Regions from separate parts of the Mus musculus genome. Here regions 2 and 3 are each linked to region 1. The links are chromatin loops, found by intact Hi-C in ENCODE. Cell type or tissue: heart. All regions are shown on one strand.

Evidence for each region. Hi-C counts contacts between places; a loop is a spot of excess contacts. Peaks named below come from ENCODE experiments on the same cell type or tissue, not always from the same donor. Only the 100,000 strongest peaks of a DNase experiment are listed, where the experiment ranks them.
Region 2: a loop joins it to region 1, with 2.1 times the contacts of the local background. A loop is called at or near these places in 4 of 42 quality-filtered maps.
Region 3: it touches region 1 in a loop (2.0-fold over the local background); 12 of 42 quality-filtered maps call a loop at or near these places.

The regions. Positions count from the first base shown.
Region 1 is chr4:148,554,013-148,562,012 of GRCm38, reverse strand. Mtor (mechanistic target of rapamycin kinase) reads right to left here. Exons shown (of 58, transcript NM_020009.2): 57 at 5,641-5,746; 58 at 4,328-5,168. The coding sequence ends at 5,153. Exosc10 (exosome component 10) reads right to left here and starts at 3,594. Exons shown (of 25, transcript NM_016699.3): 1 at 3,435-3,594; 2 at 2,329-2,465; 3 at 877-1,000. The coding sequence starts at 3,545. It also overlaps the pseudogene Gm23318. In heart, no CTCF peak of the experiment used is centred here; a DNase peak (open chromatin) is centred at 3,562; H3K4me3 peaks cover 1,834 bases; H3K27ac peaks cover 1,493 bases.
Region 2 is chr4:148,621,767-148,629,766 of GRCm38, reverse strand. Tardbp (TAR DNA binding protein) reads left to right here and starts at 2,771. Exons shown (of 6, transcript NM_145556.4): 1 at 2,771-3,086; 2 at 4,391-4,642; 3 at 7,655-7,818. The coding sequence starts at 4,405. In heart, a CTCF peak has its summit at 4,586; DNase peaks (open chromatin) are centred at 2,696 and 2,976; H3K4me3 peaks cover 2,707 bases; H3K27ac peaks cover 2,091 bases.
Region 3 is chr4:148,603,452-148,611,451 of GRCm38, reverse strand. Masp2 (mannan-binding lectin serine peptidase 2) reads right to left here. Exons shown (of 11, transcript NM_001003893.2): 4 at 7,634-7,765; 5 at 5,676-5,872; 6 at 5,276-5,423; 7 at 3,393-3,511; 8 at 1,257-1,335. Among named protein-coding and RNA genes, the nearest start is that of Masp2, 4.9 kb to the right of the region's middle. In heart, CTCF peaks have their summits at 3,481 (motif pointing right) and 6,443 (motif pointing right); DNase peaks (open chromatin) are centred at 6,561 and 6,711.

The DNA.
Region 1 (8,000 bases):
AAATGAATAAATTAAAATTAGATAAATGTAATATATCATTTATTTATATATTACAAGTATTCAGAATTTCAACTTGCCAATTAAGATTTTAAATTTTTATAAATGATTTATTTATCTTATTCTATATGTATTGGTATTTTGCTTGCATGTATGTCTGTGTGAGGATGTTGTGAGCTGCCACGTGGGTGCTGGGAATTTAACCTGGGTCCTCTAGAAGAGCAGAAAGCGCTCTTAACTTGTGAGCCATTTTTCTTTCTTTCTTTTTTTTTTGGTTTTTCGAAACAGGTTTCTCTGTGTAGCACTGGCTGTCCTGGAACTCACTCTGTAGACCAGGCTGGCCTCGAACTCAGAAATTCGCCTGCCTCTGCCTCTGCCTCCCAAGTGCTGGGATTAAAGGCGTGCGCCACCATGCCCGGCTGTGAGCCATTTTTCAGAGCTAAAAAGTGTAACTGTTTTTGCAAAGCATGGACGGGGGCTGGAGAGAGCACGTATGGCTCTTGCAGAGGACTGGTACTCTACCCCAGCACCCATGTTAGGTGGGTCACAACTGCTTGTAACTCCAGCTCCAAGATCGCAGGTCTCCACTGACACTGGCACTCAGGAGCACGTGCCCATCCATGTAATGAAAATGTCCATCTATCTATCCACCCACCCACCCACCCACCCATCTCCCTATCAGAGAGGTCTTACTGTGTAGAGCAGGCTGGTCTGGAACTCAGAGGCCCACCTGCCTTTGCTTCTCCAGTGCTGAGACATAGGTATGGCCGCTAGGCCGGGCTACACTTACTCCATTTTCCGTAACACTGGGGTTTCTCCTTGCATTTTGATATCTGAGCTTTCTGTCTGAGTTTACTTATGTGGACAGGAGGCACTCACCACTCTCTCCAATATCACGTCATTGGTATCGACTAATAAATCAAACTTGTCCTCCAATTCAGTCACTTTACTTCGGTCTTTGATGTTGCTGCGACAGCCATGGTACTGCATTACCCGACTCATGCTAAGGAAGAGAGGAAAACCAAGGTTAGCATGTCTGCTTTACTCTACCAATCCACTGTCTGGGAAAACACCACAAAGGGCTCGGATCACAGGCTTCCCAGCAGTCTGGATGAAATTAATAAAATGTATATCCTCACAGCAATGTTTCAGACATAAGACCCAAAACCAGGCCTGGTGGTGTAGACTTGTGATACTGCCTTCACGGAAGGCTTGGGCCCAGTGAGTTCGAAGCCAACCTGTGCAATTTAGTGAGTTAGACCTAGTCTCAATAAAATAATAACTTTAAGGTAATTTCCCCCAACAATTAACAGATGAGAAACACGTAGCCTTGGCTGTTCTACTCACTCTATAGACCACGCTGGCCTTAACTCAGAGACCTACTCACCTCTGCCTCCCTAGTGCTGGGATTAAAGGTGTGAGTCACCACACACAGCAAAAGACGATTTAAACAAACAAACAATGTGTACATCTATGTGTGAGTTCCCCTGCCCATGTGTAAAGGTCAGAGGACAACTTGCAGAAGCTTGCTCGCTCCATCCTGAGAGTCGCAGGGGTTCAATTCATGCTGTCAGGCTTAGAATTAGGTGACTTTTGCCTACTGAATCATCTTGCTGGCCCCTAATTTATTTTTAACGATCATAGATCATGCTGGCTGTGATGGCGCACATATCTATTTTAGCACTCAAGAGGTAGGGAAAGGTTGATCTCTAAGATTTTCAAGGCCAGCTTGGTCTACATAGCAAGTTCCAGGCTAGCCCGGGCTCCATGTATGCTCTCTTAACAACCAGAGGCCATGCGATTATCCTATGTTCACTGGCCTTTAGCAGTGCTTTTTTTTTTTGTTTGTTTTGTTTTTTTGTGGTTGGTTGGTACCGGAATTCAGACCCAGAAACCCAACCATTCTCATTACTTCCCAACCGCTGAGGTATGTGACCCTCAGGAAAATCTTTTCTTTCTTCCTTTCTTCCTCTTTCTTTCTTTCTTTCTTTCTTTCTTTCTTTCTTTCTTTCTTTCTTTCTTTCTTTCTCTCTCTCTCTCTCTCTCTCTCTCTCTCTCTCTCTCTCTCTCTCTCTCTCTCTCTCTCTCTCTCTCTTCTCTCTCTCTCTCTCTCTCTCTCTAAGATTTATTTATTTATTATAGGTGAGTACACTGTAGCTGTCTTCAGACACACCAGAAGAGGGCATTGGATCTCATTACAGATGGTTGTGAGCCACCACGTGGTTGGTTGCTGGGATTTGAACTCTGGACCTTTGGAAGAACAGTTAGTGCTCTTAACCGCTCAGCCATCTCTCCAGCCCCTCTTTCTTTCAATCAACGTAATAAACTTACCACTGCAGTAACCTGTCTCCTTGTGTCTCACAGAATGCCTGGAAGGCAGGGAAACTTCTGTAAAAATCATACTCGTCACCGAACTGTGGCAGGCCCCCGGATGCCTTGGTAACTGCCACTACCGACCCAAGTGCAAACTGAAAATCCAGAGAAAAAGACACATTTTAGACACGGATTCCTGTCCATTCAACAGAAATAAATAAAAAAAAAAAACCTCACAAGAGCTGGAGAGACTCAGTGTTAAAAGAGCGCTTAGCACTTCTCTTACAGGACCTGGGTTAGGATGGGCTCAGACATACAGAGATCCGCCTGCCTCTGCCTCCCAAGTGCTGGGATTAAAGGTGTGCACCACTCCCACCCCACTCAGATGACCATTTTATATCCAGTGCTTTCGATAAGACTGTTGTGAGGTAGTTAAGGGTAAACAATCAGAAGCAGCTGTCGTTGATAAATAATGGGTCACAGACCCACCAATACCCTGCCTGCTTACATTATGATTCATAACGGTAGCAAAATTACTGTTACAAATTAGCGACGAAAATAATATATTTTTTTAAACTAACAAGAGGATCGCAATTTACTTTGAAGTTAATGTCTACATAGATTGCTTGCAGCAAGGCCATCAATGAAAATGATCTTACGGTTGGGGGACCCCGGCAGATGGGAGGTGTGAAGGCCTAATGACAGCATCATGAATTTTGTGAACAAAGACTTTAAATAAATTAAAAAAAAAAAAACTCTATGCTCCTTCTCAAGAGGTCCTTTGACACTTGGAGAGGCTTGATGTCACCCGTGACGGGGGACAGTCAACCCACGAGATTGGGGTAACGGACGTCAGGGCAGCAGCGGGGTGAGCAATGGGAGGGAGCGTCTCCCAGCTGTCGGGCCCCTCGGGAGAGGTAGTGACAAGGACGCCCCTCCGAGGCCGCGGACACGGCTCGACACGCGAAGCCACACGCGCTCACACCGGAAGCGCGGAGCCCTCCTCTCCCGCTCTCCGTGCGCGCCGTCAGGCCGCCGTGACGGGCGCCGGAAGCCCGTAGCCTCAGACCCGTTTCCGGCCAGAACAGGGGGCTCCTGGGGAGCCCCAGGGCCCGCGAACTCACCTTTACGAAGCTGTCTGCATCGGGGAAGCCAGGCAGTACCATCTCCGCGTCAGGCTTGGTCGCACTGGTCGCCGGCGCGGACTGATGCTCCCGGGGACTGGGAGGCGCCATTTTTCCGTCCTAGGGCGGCTCTTCTCGCGAGATTGTTCCGGCTGCCCGAGGCGGGCGTAACACGCATGCGCGCGGTTAAATCCTCCCCCCACCCCTCACCAAGTAGCGTAGCTTTGTGGGTCTTGCCTTAACGATGGGGAAATTTAGGCTTTTCTTTGATTTCACGCTGTATCCTAACAAACCTGTGGCCTCGCCTGAGAACTGGAGGGAGGGTACAATCAAAATCACATTTAAAGCTAGCTCTTCACCTCCGATCCGCCTGCCTCATCCACTCAAGTGCTGGGATTAAAGACGTGCAAAACCACGTTAGGATTGGGTTTTTCCAATTTGTTTAAAACATTGGGCGAGGGAGGGAAGGGAGGTTTTGAAGCAGTTAAGAACACTCGCTGTTTTTTTTTAAAGAGGACCACAGCACGCAGGCTTGAAGTTCATGACCACTTGTAACTCCAGTTCCAAGGGAGCAGATGACTTCAACTGGCTGACATGGGCACCCATACACATACATACATGTGCCATACTGATAAAGTGACACGCCTATGTGTGTGTGTGTGTATGTATGTATGTATGTATGTATGTATGTATGTATGTATGTATTCTCGTTTATTATGACAGGGTTTTCTGTGTAGTCCTGAAACTCAAGAGACCCATGGTTGCCTGTCTAGTGCTGGAATGTAATGGTGTTAGCTCCTGTGCCTGTTAGTCAGTGGCTCACCACTGAGTTTAATCCAAAGCCCAATAACAGAATTTACAAAATGATGAACAGAAAGCCAGTCATACACATATATGCTTTTAAAATTCTGATGTCATTTATTGGCACAAAATTTACTCAGATACAACGTGGTGTCTAGATGTGGCTTTACTTTATACTTTGTGTATTTAGTTGGATATTTACTTTGCTTATAACTCACAACCTGCTCTAGTGTGTCCCTCTGTGATCAGCATTTATGTTCTGAGTCCCTGCTGCAAATACAGCATATCCCTCCCTCACTGAACACAGTAGAGCCAGTGTGGCCCCGCATGGAGATCCTTGGCACACCTGCTCATGCCCGGTGGCCAGGCTTCTGAACAAATGTCCTCCTGGAAGGGCAGGTCTTGTGAGTTTCAGCATCGTGGGGTCAGGCGGAAGACAGACTCTCTTAGCCATGTTGGCCCATCCTGCAAATGTCGCCACTGCATCCAGGGACGGGTGAGGTAACAGGATAGTGGAGTGCCGACCTCTGTGTCCTTGCCGTTGGAGCCCCTGGTTGAGAGGACCAACTGGATTATTCTGTCAGCAATGTTTATGATGAGTTTTCTTGTAAGTTAAGTCAAAACCCGTATTTCTCAGTTACCCATCTTCTGTTCTCCCAAAATCCAAGGCTTGGCTTCTGAAGGATTACTGTGTTTCACTGTCCTGGGAACTGAATCAAGCCTTGTGTTTCTGACAGTGTCTTTTCAACAGCAGCTAGGAGGTTGGCGGAAGCCAACTTTGAATATACAGTAGTTCTTTTCATATACATTTCAAAATATTTAACAAGTCCAACTGTCTGTCCATGGTTTTAGTCCACTGGAAGCACAGACAAGGTACTAAAGCCTGGGAGGAGACGACGTGGTTTTCCAGGCCTCAGTTACCAGAAGGGACACCTAGGAAGGTGACAGAAAGGGGACGGTCAGTCAGAGCCCCGTGGGACTCAGTCAGTATCACTAGTCAAGGGCTAACGGGCCTGAGCTCCCAGAGATCTCTCTGCCCAGACTCGATTACAGGATTACCAATCTTCTTCTTCCCTTTTTCTCTCTAGTCATTGCTCTGACTCTTCCTGTGCCCTTCTACATCTCAGGAGTGACAACAAAAATCTAAAGCCACCACAGAAAGTCACACACCTGCCCATTCTAAACTGTAGCTCTGAAGCAGCTGTGACTTCCAGATACAGATCACAGCTCTCAGTTTCCCGTTAGACAAGGAGCATTCTCAGATATTTTTGAGACATGGTTTCACCACTATAGCCTTGGCTGTACTGAAACTTCGAGTTTTGCCTGCCTCTGCGTGCCCAGTGCTGGGGAGTAAGGGCATGCCCACCATGCCTGGCTGAGGAGGCTCCTCTGCAGGCTCACTCACCAGCCAATGTAGCACTGGCAGAGGTTCTCGTGAGATGTTGCCTGCTTGATAAGCAGCTCCACTTGGGTTGGAACATCCAAAGTGTCATCATGAGAGAAATCCCGACCTAGGAAGCAGAAAGACTGTCATCTGCACTTGGCAACAACACAGCCCATGTTCTTGTTTGGCTCAGCTAGAGCAGGAAGGACAGACCACATCTGCAGTGAGAAATTCACCTCTGTGTCATCTGCAGGCACACTGATCTCTTAATATAGACCCAGTTCTAAGATGTGCCTAATAGCGCTGTTCCGAAATCAGATTTGAGGCGTGAACAAGGTCATTTAGCTTGAACCCCACAAATTTTCATCAGTGTTTCTACTGGACAGTTAAGATCTTGTCCCCACACAGGCTCAGCAGCCTAACTAGCCAATAGAGCTTCTTTGATAATATGCTTTTTTTTTTTTTAAAGCCAAATTCATTTACTGTTGGTAATCAATAGCCCAGACTCCCAAATATCTAAACTTCGTCGACTAAAGATAATGCACGGTATGATTATGCATTTCTATTTGATTTTTTTTTTAATTATTTTATTTATTTAGTCCCCCCTCCCAGAGTCCTCTGCATGTCATTCTTGCTCAGGGGCCATGCTAATCCTCTCTGTATCATTCCAACATTAGTATATTTGCTACCGAAGCGAGAACGGTTTTGTTTTATGTTTTAGAGATTTTTAAATTTTATGTGCCTCAGTGTTTTGCCCATATGTGTACCATGTTTGTGCTCTTGGAGGTCAGAACATGGAGTCAGGTGCCCTGGAATTGGAGTTACTGATAGGCATGAACCATATATGGATGCTGGGAACCAAACCTGGACCACAAGGATAACACCTGCTTTTCACCACAGAGCCACCTTTCCAGGCCCATCCCACCTCTTTTTCTTTTCTTTGAGATGGGGGTGGGGGGGAGTGGGTCTTGAGAGAGACTTCATGTAGTATCAGCTGGCCTGAGTAGGTAGTTGTACCTGCCCATCTGATTATTTTTGAGTATTCCTAGAACTCACTGTTATGACCCAGCCAGCTGCACTTCTGCTTTGTTTTACTACTGGGATTGCAGGCATGAGCCACCACGCCTAGCTGGCAAAGCACCTTTCTCCTACCTCAATGACTGTTTAAGTCTTCCAGATCTCCATAAATACTAGGGTTTCTCCACTTGTCATGGTTCAGTTCTAGCCCTGAGGCTATGCTGGGCGGCTTGCAGACTGGCTTCTTTTCATCAGTCTCCTCTTCTCCCAAACCTAGGCATGCGTTCCTCTCCTCTGACCATCCTGCCTTGTGCTCAGGGTCCAACATTCAAAGTACTGATTATGTAGTCTCAATCTCTCCTTGATTACATCCTTCTCACAGGTTTTTGTCTCTGTGTTTGAGACAGGGTCTCTTTCTCTGCCTATGAAGCCCTGGCTGGAGCCTGTCTGACTTTTGAACACCAAGATTAAAGCTATGAGGCGTCACGATGCCCTTCTCAGTTTTCTGAACACACTCCTTAGAGACATGGGGTGTGGCTAAGTGAGGGTCCTTCTGTGCCATCGCCTCAGACCCAGGACTCCGCAGTCCACAGCTTCTATTTGCTCACTTAGGCCTCTCCTCCCTGCAGAGACTGCTCAAGAGTTCTGCAGCATCTCACCTTTCTTTGCCTCCACCTCATTCTCTTCAACAACTTTAGTCTAGCTATCAGGCTCCACACAGGTCACCAGTGATGTCATCTTTGACCGACTCATGCGTCGGGTGTCAAAGCCATCTTTGTGGGTTTTATTTTTTGCACTGTACTGAGACGATTACCTAGGTTCTGTGAGTGTAGGCAATAACTTTACCACTGAGCCACAGCCCTAGCCCAGCCTTTGACCTGCCTTCCTCAAGACCTCTGCATCGAGGTCTTCAATTCATCAGTGGTTGTCTTGTCTGCACATTAGAGCATTTAAACGTCCTCCTTCTGATGCAAGACCACCCAGCCAGTGCATGTGCTATCACAACACAAAGCAATCATGCCTGGTTCTTCCCCATTGCACCTACCTGCCTCCGGTGGGTGCCCTGGGCTGATGGCAGCCTGGGATCTTCCTTTTACCATCCCTCTCATCAAGGGTTCCAGATCCACTGCTTCCTCTGCCTGACACAGCCTTAACGTCTGCTAGGTAACTCCTTGTGGAGGTCTGGATGATGGTGGTCCCCAGAGGCTCATATATTTGAATACTTGGTCCCTAGCTGATGGAACTATTTGGGAAGGATTATGAGGTGTAGAGCTGCTGGAGGACAGTGTCGCTGGAGCTGGGCTTTGAGGTTTCAAAAGCCTATGTCATTTTCAGTTAGTTTTCTCTGCCTCAGAGTTGTAGAT
Region 2 (8,000 bases), 68 kb before region 1:
TGGTAGTTATAACAGCACTTGTGTTTAGCTTGGTATGGTAGTTATAACAGCACTTGTTTTTAGCTTGGTATGGTAGTTATAACAGCACTTGTCAGGCGAGGACAGGAAACCAGAGCCCAGTCTCAGCAAACAAATAACACCGATGAGGTGTAACCCACCCGTTACAAAGGCAGATAAATGACGGCTGCCGAATATTCCAGCCCAACCAAGACCCTTTCTTAAAAAGCAAGTAAAAGAGAGATGGCCCTGCCAGGTGGCACACACCTTGAATCCCAGCACTCGGGAGGCAGAGGCAGGTGGATTTCTGAGTTGGAGGCCAGTCTGGTCTACAAAGTGAGTTCCAGGACAACCAGGGCTATACAGAGAAATCCTGTCTTGAAAAACCAAAAAAAAAAAAAAAAGAGAGAGAGAGAGAGAGAGAGACAGACAGAGAGAGACAGACAGAGAGAGAGATGGCTCAGTGGTTAAGAGCACTGCCTGCCCTTCCACAGGACCTGGGTTCAATTACCAGCACCCACATGGCAGCTCACAAGCATGTATAACTCTAGGGTATCCAACACCCTCTCCTGGGCTCTGTTAGCATCAGGCATGCCCACAGTGCACAGACATACATGCAGGCAAAACACCCACACATGATAAGAAAAAAAAAAAAAAACAAACCTTAAAACTTATAATGCTCCCCTCACAGGTGGGGTGCGGTGTATCACACCTCTAATACCAGTACGCTAGAATAGAAACAACAGCAAAGACCAGCATGGGCTATGCATTAAGTTGGAGGCCAGCGGGAGCCACATGAGACTCTGACCCAAAAAGAAAAATAATAATTAAATAAAAACCCAATATGGTCTAGCCAGATGTGGAGGCATAGATACACCTTTCATCCCAGCACTTGGAAAGTGGAGGCAGGCAGAGCTCTCTGAGTTCCAGGGCAGCTGTAATGATGCATATCTATAGTTCCCGAAGTCTGGAGACCTGCCTGGGGGAAAGACTGATTTGAAGGTCAACCTGGAATATACAGTAGGACCCTGTCTAAAAAAAAAAAAAAAGATAGCTGGTGCCAGCTAGATGGCTCACAGAAAAACTCACACAGAGCAGGTTTGGTTTCCCACAGAGACGTGAACACAGAAAATAAATAAAAAATGCAAGCTGGGCGTGGTGGCGCACGCCTTTAATCCCAGCACTCGGGAGGCAGAGACAGGCGGATTTCTGAGTTTGAAGCCAGCCTGGTCTACAAAGTGAGTTCCACGACAGCCAGGGCTACACAGAGAAACCTTTTCTCGAAAAACCAAAAAAAAAAAAAAAAAAAAAAAAAAAAATCAAAAAAAAAAAATGCAATCATCCTTTTAAACTACTGTTAAAGTTCTTGACTTTTCCAGGCATGGTAGCACAGGTCTGTAATCCCGGACAGTCAGGAGGCCAGGCCCAGGCTCTGCTGTATGAAACCTTGTCTTAGGAGACAAACAAAAAACCATTTTGGTGACTCACACCTGTAATCCCAACACTGAAGGCGCAGATTCAGGAAAGGCATAGCAAATCTGAGGCCAGCCTGGTCTACACAGTAAGTTCTAAGCCAGCCAAAGACTACGCAGAAATCCTGTTTTGTTTGTTTGTTTGTTAAGTTCAAAACCAAAAAGTAAATAATGCTGGGTGGAAGGACTCATGCCTATAATCCCAGCACTCAGATGGTTGAGGCAGGAGGACAGGCCAGGAGTTCCTGGCCAGCCTGGGCTCTAATGGAAGTTAGGGGCTAGACATTAACATCTGTTCTTCCAATGCCATCTTCTTACAAGGTAGCTGTGAGGAGGAAATGAATTCATTTATAAACTTAAAGTGGGAAGGCTTGGCCTGATGGTGATCTGCAATCCTACCCCATTCCTCCCAGAAGGGAGGCAGAGGCAGGAGGAACCCAGCAAGCTCAAGGCCAGCCTGTTCTGTACAGCAAGACCCAGTTTCAGTAAATAAAGCAACTGTGTAAAACCTTTGTGCCTAAGCTTTGAATCTGATACACCAAGAAATTCCAACCCTGAGTAAAGAGTCTACATCTGCTGCTTGGTGGTAGAGCTAGCCTTCAGCCTTTTTAAAGTTATACTAGGACTCGTCAACTGGAACCGAAATACTGAAACATCCAAGTAGTTTTTTGCTGTAGGATTCAGACCCTAGTGGGGCCTCTTTCTCATGGTGACTTCATGCAAGGTACTCAACTCTGTGCCTCAGTTTCTTCACTTATTGAAAGAGGAGAGAGTATCACGACTATCGTGTAGACTGCTAGGGCAGCATCCACACTTGGCAGCCTTGATGAGTTAAAGGACAGCCTGGGCTACACAGTGACTTTGAGATCCCTGTCTCTAAAACAGTATCTGATGGCTAAGCCCAAGGTCAATGGGAAGACACTTGCCTGCCATTCACAAGATTCTGGTTTGTTTTTCTCCCCCTAGAGCCAGAGAGTGCTAAAAGGTACTTGATACAAAATAGTACTTAGAACAGGGACCATTTTGCAGATCAAAGTTAATGTTTCCACGTTGGAAATTAACGAGCAAAGGCAGAAGACATTTAAGAGTCGCCTTTAGACTAGGAACCCAGGGTTCCCAGGGATTCCCCCCCAAGCCCTTACGCGTTCAGTCGCAGGCTCCGCCCCCTTTCCCTCCTAGCCCCGCCCCTGCCGCCCCAGTCCCGGCCTGCGCTAGTCTCGCGCATTCTCGGCGCGCGCGAGCTCCTCGACTAGGGCCGGCCGTTGGTCAGGCGAAGCCATCTACCGCGTTACGTAGGGGGACTCGGAAGGCCGAGTGGCCGTTCTGTCCTTCATCTGTCAGTTTTTCAGACCCAGCTGTTTTCATTGTTGCGTTTCTTTACTTTTTTCTATACGCCGAAGAGCCTGCTAGCATCCGAGCCTCTGGGAGGAGAGAGCGCCTGTGGCTTCCCTCGGAGAGCGCCCCTCCTGCAGGGAAGCCAGTGGGAGAGGCCGAAGGCGGGCGAGGGCGGGAGGCGGCCCTAGCGCCATTTTGTGGGCACGGAGCGGTAGCGCGGCTGTTGTCGGATTCCTTCCCGTCTGTGCTTCCTCCTTGTGCTTCCTAGCAGTGGCCTAGCGGGTAGGTTGGTCGCCAAGGCCGGCCTGCGTGCCTCGAGTGTTGCTTCGGAGAGGCCCGGTGCGGCCTGCGCCGCGGGGAGGGAGCGGTAGAGCGGGGCCTGGTTGGCCTCGCGCAGCCGCGTCGTTAAGGCCTAAGCGCGGGCAGTAGCCGGAGCGGGACGCCGGGCCTCTGCTTGGCTGTGAAGCCACGGGCGGAAGTGTGTGGCCGCCCCGGGTTTCCAGGCGTCCTAGTCCCTGTAGATTGTCGCTTTTGAGAATAACTGTTGTCACCATGGGACTTGGACCTCCGCGGGCCCCACCCTGGGCCCAGTTGAAAGGGGGGGAAAATCATCAACGTTGTCTGTCGCGCACGGCCTTCTGGGAAGCGGCGGCCTACCTCCCGGAGTAGCCGTCGTTGCTCCCTCGACGCCTAACTTTAGCCAGACCTTTCCGAGGATGAGCACCAGAACTGCTAGATAACTGTTCTGATGTCGGTGTTCGTGCTCCACCAGCACAGGGAGGGTTCCTCAGATCCCAATGCTTGGCTGGTTTTTTCCACGTTAAAGCACGTGCTAAACCCGATTCAGGTCCAGGCTATAGAAGAAACTTAATTCAGAATGGTTACGAAATACGGTAGCCTGTAATCTGTGCGCTCCAGGTAAGAAATGACGAGTGCAAGAAAAAAAATCGGGGCAGATACTTAGTTCTTTAACACCTTGTTTTTGTCTGGCTTTGTAGCCAACGGGCCACATGGTAACACTGTTGCCATTTTAGCACCGGAAGCTTATAGTGTGCGCTGAGAAAATAGAACTGGCGGGCAGAGCGCCACATGAACACCGGTTTTCCCTGTGGCTGCCCCGGAACTCAGTAGACTAGGCCAGCCTCGAACTCAAAAAGATCTGCCTGCCTCAAGAGTGCTGAGATTAAAGGCGTGGGTTATCGTGCTCGACAAAAATCACATTTTTTTTTAAAGATTTATTTTATTAATATATGTAAGTACACTGTAGCTGTCTTCAGACACTCCAGAAGAGGGAGTCAGATCTTGTTGCGGATGGTTGTGAGCCACCATGTGGTTGCTGGGATTTGAACTCTGGACCTTCTGAAGAGCAGTCGGGTGCTCTTACCCACTGAGCCATCTCAACAGCCCCCAAAATCACATTTTTATTTTAGAAAATACCTTTTCTCTATTTTTTTTTCAGGGATGGCAAAAGAAACATTTTAGGTAGCAGGAATCTTTTCAGGAAGTGGGAATAAAGTGGTGTGATAATAGCCAATTATGAAAAGATAACTCCTCTGATTTTCTTGCTCATTTCTTTTTCCTTTAAGAGATTTAAGCAAAGATGTCTGAATATATTCGGGTAACAGAAGATGAGAACGATGAACCCATTGAAATACCATCAGAAGACGATGGGACGGTGTTGCTGTCCACAGTTACAGCCCAGTTTCCAGGGGCATGCGGCCTGCGCTACCGGAATCCCGTGTCTCAGTGTATGAGAGGAGTCCGACTGGTGGAAGGAATTCTGCATGCCCCAGATGCTGGCTGGGGCAATCTGGTATATGTTGTCAACTATCCCAAAGGTTTGTTAATCATTTTGGTTTTGCTGTATTGCTGGCCATGGTTAGACTTCCGTGCCATCTTAATTTAAGTGAGACTATAATATCCAGGGCTTCATGTGTGCTGGGAGAATAGTCTATTGTTGAGCTCCAACTTGAGGGTTTGGTCGTTATGGAGGAATGTTTCCTATGACCCTAACTTTTTCATAAACTTTGTTTAGACTTAGACTACTCTGGCAGGTCAGCAGTTTAAGTAAATGGAAATTGAAAAGCAGGATTCTTTTTTTGAGGAGCATGAATTTAAATGTGAAGCTGGCAGAACATGGTCATTGCTAATTTTAGGTGGTGAAACCTAAATGCCTTAAAGATGCATCTGTTTTGTAAAAGAATTTGGCTTTTTGAAACGGGGTTTTTCAGTCTTTTGGGTTGTTTTGTTTTTGGTTTTGTTTTGTTTTTTCTCTCTTCCCCTTCCCGAGACAGGGTTTCTCTGTATAGCCCTGACTGTCCTGGAACTCACCCTGTAGATCAGGCTGGCCTCGAACTCAGAAATCCACCTGCCTCTGCCTCCCAAGTGCTAGGTTTGAAGGTGTGCACCACCACTGCCCAGCTTTTCCTTGCAGCCTCAAAAATCATCTTTGTCTCATCGTTTTTTGGATTTTCGAGACAGGGTTTCTCTGTGTGTCGTCCTGGCGTATCATCCTTTTAAGATTTGTGTTTTATTAAAGATTTATATCTTATGTGTTATTAATGTTTTGTATGTGTGTCTCTACACTGTGTGTGCACCTGGTGCAAAAGGGCATTCAACCTTCTGAAACTAAAACTGTATGGTTGTGAGCTGCTGCGTGGGTGCTGACACCCAAACCCTGATCTCAGAAGACCGAAAACACGACAGATGCTTTTAACGCCAGTGTTCTTACTCCATCTCTTCTTTTTCCCTCCTCAAAAAATACCAACTGCGCTAGCCCAAGTCTTGAGTTAGGGCAGAGCTACCTGAGATTTTTCTCCCTCTCTTACTATGGACGTTCTTGAAAGTTTGAGAAAGCTGGGTCTGTGGTGCACGTCTTTGATTCCAGCACTCAAGGGGGCAGAAGCAAGTGGATCTCAGAGATTGGGGATAGCCAGGACTACAACAAAGGGAGACCCTGGGTTGGGGACACTGGTGTTGGTTAGGCGTGTTGGCACATACTTCAAAGACTGGTAGTGGTGGTAAAGTGAGGTGCTGTGTTGGAATGAACAGGGGCTGAAGGTTAGAACTCGGTAGATTGCTTTGTAGAGAAAGTCACTTGTGTACTGTATGGATACAGCATCTGTTAGTTAAAGCTGATTGGCCTGTAGCTGAGGCAGGAAATAGAAGGTGGGATATCCAATAGGGGGAAAGGTTTGGGGATAGAGAAGACACAAGAGGGTTGGGCACCCACAAACAGGAAGGAGGGAGACAGGAGCATGAGCAGAGGTAACTTGCCACGGGACAGAACTTAGAATAAATGGTATTATTAAATTATAAACCAATCGGAACAGCCAAAGCTTATGGCCAAGGTATTTCTGATAATGCTTTCGGTCTCAAGGTAGTCCAGGATCCTGGGGCCAGGAAGAAATACTCAACTTCTACAGGGCTTGCCTGGCATGTAGTTCATTGAGGTGTGGTGTACACGTGTAATAATTGGGGGAATGAGAAGAGAGGACTCTTGGACCAGGTTTTTGTTTTTTGAATTTTTTGTTGTTTTTTTGAGACAGGGTTTCTCTGTATAGCCCTGGCTGTCTTGGAACTCACTTTGTAGACCAGGCTGGTCTACAAAAATCCACCTGCCTCTGCCTCCCAAGGCATGCGCCACCACCGCCCGGCTTTTTGGCAGGGGGCAGTTTCACCTGTCTCCGTAAAATAACAAATGTTGCTTAATAAATTAAAGTGACCCGAGGTTTAGGCCTGTGATCTCGTTTTGTTCTTTTTACTGCAAAATATCTATTGCTAAAAGTTTGGATAGCAGAAAACAGTTTACGTGTAGAAATGAAAGTTGCTTTTTTAAAATTTAAGAGTTTATGTATATGGATATTTATACACGTGTATCAGAAGAGGGTTGTGATCCCCTAGATCAGTCAGATTTATTTATTTATGGTTTTTCGGGACGGGGTTTCTCTGTGTAGCCCTGGCTGTCCTGGAACTCACTCTGTAGACCAGGCTGGCCTCCAACTCAGAAATCCGCCTGCCTCTGCCTCCTGAGTGCTGGGATTAAAGGCATGCGCCACCATGCCTGGCCAGCCAGTCAGATATATTTTAATACCACAAAATTAAATGAAGTAGAATTGTTCTTATTTTGATACAGCTTTTGAGAAAGAGAACATGCAGTTGATTACAGTCTTGCATAATTTCACAACCCGATCCGGTAAAAACACTTGCAGAGCAAGCCTGACAATCCTATTTGGAACCCACATACAAGACAGACACAGTGCTGTTAGAAGCTCACAAGCCAGCTAGCCAAGGGAAGGTTGCTTAGTACCAGGAGTAATAAAATGGACCCTGCCAAGCTGGGCGTGGTTGCGCACCCTAACTATAACAGGACAGAAGGTGTGAACCTGCTTACAAATATCCTCCTTTATACTCAACACATTCCACTATGTGTTCAAAATCAGTTTTCAGAAAGATTCAAAACTAGAATTGGGGGTACTAGAAAAATCACTCCAACCACTTAAGCTACATTCAGTCTTTAAGGGACTTACCAAAGTTTTCACTTTTCATAAATCTGCTCTTGTTTTACTTTTTAATTTCTTAGTGTATGTCCATGGGTTTGGTTTTATTTTTGTGGTTTTGAGACATGATTTCTCTGTGGAACTTTGTGAACCTTGCTGGCCTCAAACTCAGTGGTCACCTGCCTCATTACCTCCTGGCCTTGGTTTGCATTTCATAGACAAGGCTGAGCTTGAACTCACAGATCAACCTGCTTCTGCCTCCTGAGTGCTGAGAGTAAAGTCAAGTGCTGCACAGTAGAACATTTTAAAGAAGTACTAAACACACATGTGCTTGTGCTTTGCTTTGTTTAGATAACAAAAGGAAAATGGATGAGACAGATGCTTCCTCTGCAGTGAAAGTGAAAAGAGCAGTCCAGAAAACATCTGACCTCATAGTGTTGGGTCTCCCCTGGAAAACAACTGAGCAGGATCTGAAAGACTATTTCAGTACTTTTGGAGAGGTTCTTATGGTTCAGGTAAGCTTCATTCTGCTTCACAGGTTTTTGTGATATTTGCCTGCGTGCTTTGCTCGAGCGTGTGTCTTGTGTATGTAGCAGATATGTCCTTGGAGGTCAAAGAGAGCTTCAAGTCTCTTAGAACTGAGTTACAAAAGGTTTTGTACCACCATGTGGGTGCTGGGAACCAAAAACTAGTGTTG
Region 3 (8,000 bases), 49 kb before region 1:
TGCTTTTAGTTTGTGAGACAATCTCTTTTTAACTCTAGCTGTTCAGAAACTCTATAGTTCTACCTGCCTCCACCACTTGTCTCAGTCTGTTTGGGCTGCTCTGACAGGCCACAGGTAAATAGCACCTGTGTAGCAAGCAATGGCAGAGTTAGATGACTGATGCACCACATATTGCCAAACCCAGCTCAGCATCTTTCAGCGTCACTGAAAGAACTAACTAGTAAACCATTGGCAAGAATGTGAATTTGTAAAAACATTTAAATTCTCCTTGGAGTTGTTTCTCAGAAGTGCTATACTGTGTAACCTATGTGCACAAACGTGTGTGCCAGCACACAATGGGAAGACAGGCTTCCTGAGTGCCAGGCCAGTGAGGTCATTGGGCAGCACTTAGACTCTTTAATGGGTGTTGGTGGAGATGGAGAAGAGCTTTTCATTTGTCTGCTTCTGGAAGTTTTTGTTTTCACATATGTATTCTTGTAGTTGAAAGAGTACTAGTTGGTTCTTGAGACATTCCTAGTCTTAGTTTCCAAAGTGCCGTTATCTTTGTGTGTGTGTGGTAGACAGGTGTATGCACTGTACGGAACTCCCTCTAACCACACTGTGGCCTGTGCATGCATGCTGACAGGTGAAGGGCTGTAGCTGGAGAGAAGCCTACAGGCAGCAGCATGGTTTCCTGTGGGGTGATAGGAATTAAAATACTCAAGGTGGTTTCCCCCGTACATTTCTTGTCTACAAGGAGTATCTACTCTTAGAAATGATTTCAGAGCATCCTGTCTTTCCCCAGTACTTCTGGAACTCAAGCCCTAAGAAGTGAGTAGTTCATTTGGCAGAGGAAATGGGAATGACTAAAGCCACAGAAGTGTTGATGGGGGACTGGGGAGATTCCTCAATGGGAGAATTCAGGTCCCCAGGTCCCGGACTTGGCAATGTGCCTTTTAACTGAGATCCTTGGGGCTGGTGAGACAGAATGTCAGGCTCCTGCTGACCCAGTGGTTCTCAACCTGTGCCGCCACCACTTTGGGGGTCGCCTGTGACCATTGAAAACAAATTTTACATTACAATTCATAACAACAAACTCACGGTTATAAAATAGCAACTAAAATTTCATGGCTGGGGTCACTACAATGTGAACTATATTTAAGGGTCACAGCACAGGAAGATTGAGAACCACTGCTCTAACCTGTGTGCACACGTGAAAAGAATACAAATGGTACAGGCAGCACCAAGGAAAGGGGATTGTCACCATATGACCATACTGCTGCACTCTGGCATCGGCCGGTCCCAAGATCCATCTTTCTGACAGACAGCAGTGAATGATTTCAGGGGGACAGAACCCTGAAGAGGAAATTCAGAAAATGAGCTAGCTCCCTATTAACATCAGGTCACTCCCCCAGAACAGCAAGTCAGGGCAACAACCATGGAAGGCCTGCACTTGGACCTGTGACCCAGCTGCCTTGCTTAGTGTTTTGCAACAAACAGCCCTGCTGGTTTATGTACTGTTTACTTCTGTTTTAACTGTGGTGGCCTTTTATGCATAAATAACTGTACACATACGGCTTTCCAACACATCCAAGAACACAATGTCTGGCTGAAAGCGCTTGTTGGTGCTTCTCGTTTGATTCCCTTAGAGGGTGAGTGGCTAGCTCCAGACCCTCCCACCACTCATTTTTATGAAGTTCTGCTGTCCTGGACCTCTGTAGGCTGACCAGACTAGATTTACCCACCTCTGCCTCCTGAGTGCTGGGATTGAAGGCCTGTACTATCTCCCACCTTTTAAAAAAGACCAGGCAGTGGTGATACACACCTTTAATCCCAGCACTCAGGAGGCAGAGGCAGGCGGATTTCTGAGTTCGAGGCCAGCCTGGTCTGCAGAGTGAGTTCCAGCACATCCAGGCCTACAGAGAAACCCTGTCTCAAAAAAACAAAAACCCTGGCTTTGTAGAAAAGGTGAATAGTTGACTGACAAGCCTGACAACCTGAATTTGATACTTGGAACCTACATGGTAGAGATCTGGAGCTGCCTCTGACCACCACTAGTGTGTGGTTTTTAACTGCACATACACACAAATGTAACTTTTTCAGAAGTGCTAAAAGGAGCCCAGCCTGTTGGCATCTCAGGGACGCAGAGGCAGGTGGGTCTCTCGAGTTCAAGGCCAGCCTGGTCTACAGACCAAGTCCCAGGGCAGTCAAAGCTACACAGAGAAACACTTTTTCAACTGTACCTCCTGTCCCACCCCACACCCCCACACACACTCCTAAAGGGAAAGTGCCAAGGTTTGAGAAAAACTGCAAGATCAGTTACTAAAGTCAAACATTAAGCCAAGTGTGGTGGTATACACAATCAAATGCATGTCGGTCTCTGAGTTTGAGGTCAGCATGGGTCTACATAGTCCCAAGAGAGAAGGCAAGCATTAATGGAAGAGGCAGCCATTTGCAAAAGCTGTTTCAAAGGACATAAAGAATGTCTAGCATCCAGAAAGTCCTGGGTTTGATCCAAAACACAGAAACAGTATGATGGCACAACATACATTATCCATTACTGCACTTGGGAAGCGAGAGTCCGGACATGCTTGCTTCAGCAGCATGGAGACTGAAAAGAGGGTCAGGACAAGGTCATGCTCCGCTATAATAAGCTTTAAGGCCAACAATGAAACTGTTTCAAAACAGGTTTGTGGACTTGCAATCCATGGAACGGTAGAAAAGAGCCTGAAGAGGAGTTTTGCCAGGTGGGACTCTCTGATTGGACCCTCCATGGGCTGGACACCATCCCTGGCTGTCATTCCAGGGTTATTGCTTTCTACCTCTGGGATTCAGTGACAATTTTGAAGAACACAAAGATGAGTTAATCTCTTACCTGTGCTCCTGAAGCAACACACTAAGCAGTTTTTAAAATTATATTCCCTCTCCCTAAACAGTGAGCACTATTTATAACTTTGCAGAATGCATTCTTTCCAGGTCTAACCTTTGTGGGCTCAGGAGTTGTTCCAGGGGAAAGCTATCCACTGACCAGGGAGGACTTAATTTTACAGGAAGAGCTATGCAGAGCTTGTGGGGCAGGGCGAGCTCACTCTGTTCTGTTGTTTCAGCCACTTTACAGAGCTGCTGCAGTGTGCAAATGATCGGAAGTTCTCTGTAATGACTAGCCTACAAGAGTGGTTAGGGCAGACGGCTGTGGGGTGTGCTCACAACCATCTATAATGGGATCGGATGCCTCTTCTGGTGTGTCTGAAGACAGTGACTGTACAGACAGGACCCCCACCACCACACAAGTCTCCTGTCATCCTTCATTGTTTTCTGCAAATGTACTACTTTGATTTTCTGAATAGGTACTTCCTGTTTTCATCTCTCATCCCAAAGCCATCTTGATCATTAGCATTTTTTTAGTAACTCACTTGCAGAAGCTCGAAGCCTGTCTTGCAGAAGACAGAAAACCTGTCCTTCAGGACATATATGGCTTGCACAGGTGAAATGCTGCCATTAGGTGGCGCCGTTGGATCAGGGCAGGGCCGTGCTGTGCAAGGGAAACAGGTTTATTGTTTATGTCTGTAACAGCCAAACCTGAAGTCAGCAATCTGCATTTTCAGTTTATAAAGGAAACAAGAGGCATAGAGAGCCTGCCTCACGTGTGGTGGTCATCCAAACACTTCACACCAAAGGCAAAATTTAAGCTGAATTACTTGCACACAAATCAAGACTTGTGTCTTGCTGGGTGTGGTGGCACACACTTTTATTCCTAGCACTCAGGAGGCAGAGACAGGTGGATCTCTCTGAGTTCAAGGCCAGCCTGATCAACAAACAAAGTGAGTACAGGACAGCAAGACTTTTTTTTTTTTTTTTTGGTTTTTGAGACAGGGTTTCTTTGTGTAGCCCTGGCTGTCCTGGAACTACTCTGTAGTCCAGGCTGTCCTCGAACTCAGAAATTCTTCGCCTGCCTCTGCCTCCCAAGTGCTGGGATTAAAGGAGTGTGTCACCACTGCCCGGCCATTTCTTTGTCCATGACTCAGCTACAGGTAGGTAGGTAAACTAGATTTGGAGATGTAGACATGGTACAACAGGTAAGAACACTGCTTTCCAGAGGACTCCAGGTGGGGTCCCAGCACCCACATCAGTGCTTACATCCACTTATAACTCCAGCCTCAGGGGGTCTGACCCTTCAGATGTCCTTGGCATTTGTACACACATGGCATACAGACTATTTTGGTCTTTTGAGACACCGTTTTATGGTGTATTCTTAACTGTCCTGGAAACTGAGCTGTAGACCAGGCTGGTCTAGAACTCACAGAGTTCTGCCTGCCTCTGCCTCCTGAGTGCTGGGATTAAAATCATGTGCCAGGCTGGGCAGTAGTGGGGCACACCTTTAATCCCAGCACTTGGGAGGCAGAGGCAGGCGGATTTCTGAGTTCGAGGCCAGCCTGGTCTACAGAGTGAGTTCCAGGACAGCCAGGGCTACACAGAGAAACCCTGTCTTAGGAGAGAAAAAAAAAAAAAGAAAACCAAGAGCCAGGTATGAAAACCAAGAGCCAGGTATGGTGGCATACACCTTTGATCCCAGTACTTGGGAGGCAAAAGCAGGTGGACCTCTGAGTTTGTGTGTTCAAGGACAGCCAGGGCTGTTATACAGAGAAACCCTGTCTTGAAACACCACTGCCCTGTCCCGTCCCCACCCCTCAAAGGCTGTGCCACAATGACATCACATTTCTCCTCTGGATTGGGAGCAGGTGTTGTTGGGGACCCTGGCCCCTCTCTGCATTTAGTACTTTTGGCACACTTTTTTTTTTTTTTTTTTTAAATAATGTGAACTTGAGCACAGAGCCTGTGCATGCTGGACAGGCTCACTGCCACTGGGCTTCACCCCTGTTAGTACATCTCTATGAAGAGTAAAGACGGGCAGGTAAATAGCTGTCTGGGCCGGGCCGGTGGGTGCTGAGGGGGGTGGTACAGAGGGAGCATGGACCTGTGCTGAGGCAGGGCGATCAGAGCTTAAGGCCAGCTACCGCTATAGAACAAAAGATAGACCCTAACTCAGAACACCAGAGTTGAGCAAAGAGGGGGTTGCTTAGGTAAATGGCTGGCTGAGTATGGGGTGCGAGGGGGAAGGGTAGTCTGTCTGTTGCTGTTTTCTGATCAAGGGCCATCACTTGACAGACCACCGTCCTCAAGCAGGGCTCCCTTCCCTGGCCTGCGATAGAGGAGTCCAATGCTTTGTAGCTTGCTGATGCTGCATAAGGGACACTTTCTTTTGCTGCCTGCATCTGGGGGCAGGCCATTCGCTCACCTGTGCTTGTGTAGTGTATCTTCCAGCCTGTGTGGTTCCCCGACTCGTCAGTGGCAAAGGTGATGGTCACCTTGTGGCTGTCAGTTTCAATCCTGGGAGGCAGCGTCTTCCCACAAAATGGGCCGTGTTCCCCCTTGTCTGTTTGAATCTGAATAAAGAACCCCAGGGACCTGCTGCAGGGTTCTAGCCCCAGTTAGATGGAAGCAAAGTAACTTGAACTGGCTTGGGCAGGCTGGGAACAAAAGGTGGGATGTCTTAATGCTGAAGCCACAGCCTGGCTTAGACCTACCCCCAGCCCCGCAAAGAAAGGTTGATTAAGATTCACTGGAGAACAGCCATAGGCGCAGTGTTGAAAGATGGGGGAGGGAAAAGAGCTGTGACAAGGATGCAAGAGCCAGACCTTGAGGGAGTCATAGGGGCACTGGGCTTCAGGGTGCGTCTCCACATCGAAGGACTCCACGAAGTCCAGGATGACACTGAAGCCGTCCTCCAGGCGGATGCTGTAGGTGCAGCTGGAGAGCTTGGGGTATGGCTGTGGGTACTCAGGGCTACTGAGATACCCAGATCTTCCTGTGAACACCTGGCCTGAACAAAGGGCTGGGAAGAAAGAAGATTGGATAGGGCCGGGCGTGGTGGCGCATGCCTTTAATCCCAGCACTTGGGAGGCAGAGGCAGGCGGATTTCTGAGTTTGAGGCCAGCCTGGTCTACAGAGTGAGTTCCAGGACAGCCAGGGCTACACAGAGAAACCCTGTCTTAAAAAAAAAAAAACAAAAAAGGCTCTGCTCCTGGAGGGATACTGGAGGATAGAGAATGCCTGCGACATCTAGATCCTGGGCTTGGTCAAGACCCTGCACTTGATAATCTGCAGAGGCAGGAGAGTACCCCATCTCCCACACCAAACGATGATGAATGGCAGTGGGGAAGGGGGCTCCATTCTCCTCAGGCTTTGGCTAAAGCGTGATGTGATAGTTTATCTGATGATTCAGAGTCACAAAGAGGTGGAGAGCAAAGCCAGAGGGAGGGGGGCCCTGGAAATAGGAGGCAGGCCACCTTCCCAAGGTCCCTATGACTCCAGGAAAAGGACAGAGGAGGCCCCTTGAACTAAGGGTTTCTTCTGCTCTCATATCACTCAGTGCCCAGCTCAGCAGTTCCCAAGTGAGGCCACAAGGGGGCTTCCACCCATATCTGGCAGGGACCAGCCCAGAGCCCTTGATCCCAGGTAACAAGCTGAACAGGCCTTTCCCTTAGAAGTGGCCCTGGTCTAGGGAAGTTGGTTACCAGTATGTACACAGTCTGCTTTCCTCTTTTGGGCTGCCAGGTGCCCTGTGGAGATCAGGCTCCAGTTCTGTTCCCTGCCCGCCTGCTCATGATGGGGACAGGCTGGGAAGAAGGCCTGTAGGAAGCTAAGGCTCTCGGTACTGCCCTCCTTTTGGAAGGTGGCTCCATACCAGCAGAGAGGACATCCCTGGATGCAGGGTGGCTAGCCTGATCCCCCAGTAACACCCCCTTTGGTCTCTGTTTTGAATCAAGCTCCCCGGGACAGGGAACAAAGACCTGCATTGACCTATAAATAAGAACTAGCTAAAATGTCCTAAGATCAGCCCCAGGGAACCCAGTAGAGGTGAGAGGATCTCCGTGTGGTGTGTGCGCTCAGGGAGTTCCTGACAAGGAGGAGGGCTAAGATGAAGGGACTGAGGTTACTCTACTGCCCTCCAAACCCGTCACCCCAACCCCGGCAAGAGACACACAGCCACAGTGGAAACGGAGGCAGGTTTATTATTGTCATGGTTAAGGTGAATGGGTGCTGTAGCTGGCAGTCATTCCAGCCTGACAGAGCAGCATCGTGTGGGCATGTACTGACTGGTATCTGACTCACTGGGGTGGGCGGGCTGTTGCTGAGGGAGGTTTAGAGGCTCTGCTCTGGAAGAGAAATGGGGGGTGGGGGAGCATCAGGAAGGCTGAGGAGAGAAGGGCTAGGGCAAAGGATCAAGAGACAGGGTAGAGGAGGCCAAAGGTTCACCCACTGGGGTCGGGAGCCATGGCTCTGAGCCTGCCTACACTCCTCTACTTTGAGGTCCTATGGTAGACACTGGAAGCTTAAGGTGTGCCCGGCTTATCCAGAGATACCAAGCCCACCTAGGAAGCACCCAGAAGGCAGAGACAATTGGCTGATGGAACTAGGGGTTCCAAGAGTAGGGGCGGGATCAAAGTACACCATTGGAGGGAGGGAAAGTGGGAGGAGTTAGACATGCTAATAGTGTTGGAGGAAGCAGAAGAGCCCAGCTCCCTGGGCAGAACAACTCCTGCTTTGGTAGCTGGAATAACCTGGTGTAGATGGGATGCCCCTACCCCCTCACCTGAGCACGTGTGCTTGTTCTGGTGGAGAACGTAGCCCGCTCTGCAGGAGCAATAGTAGCCGCCCAAGTAGTTGTGGCAATAATGGTCACAAGGGACTGAGTCTCCCAGAGACACTCTGCATTCATCCACATCTAAAGGAGAGAGGCCAGGCAGACAGGAGGGAAAGAGATGGAACAGAGAGCTCAGGCTTTGGTGGCCCTGACCCACTTGATAGGAGGCCTGTTGCTTCGCCTGGGCCTGGGCCCAGAGTTGCAAGTAGCACCGTTGCTAAACCAGTGGCAGGTTAAGTCACCCGGGCAGAGGAGGGAAGAGCCATCATCAATCCAGTGGCAACCGGGTAGAAGCTTTCTGAGCAGAGAGGTTGAG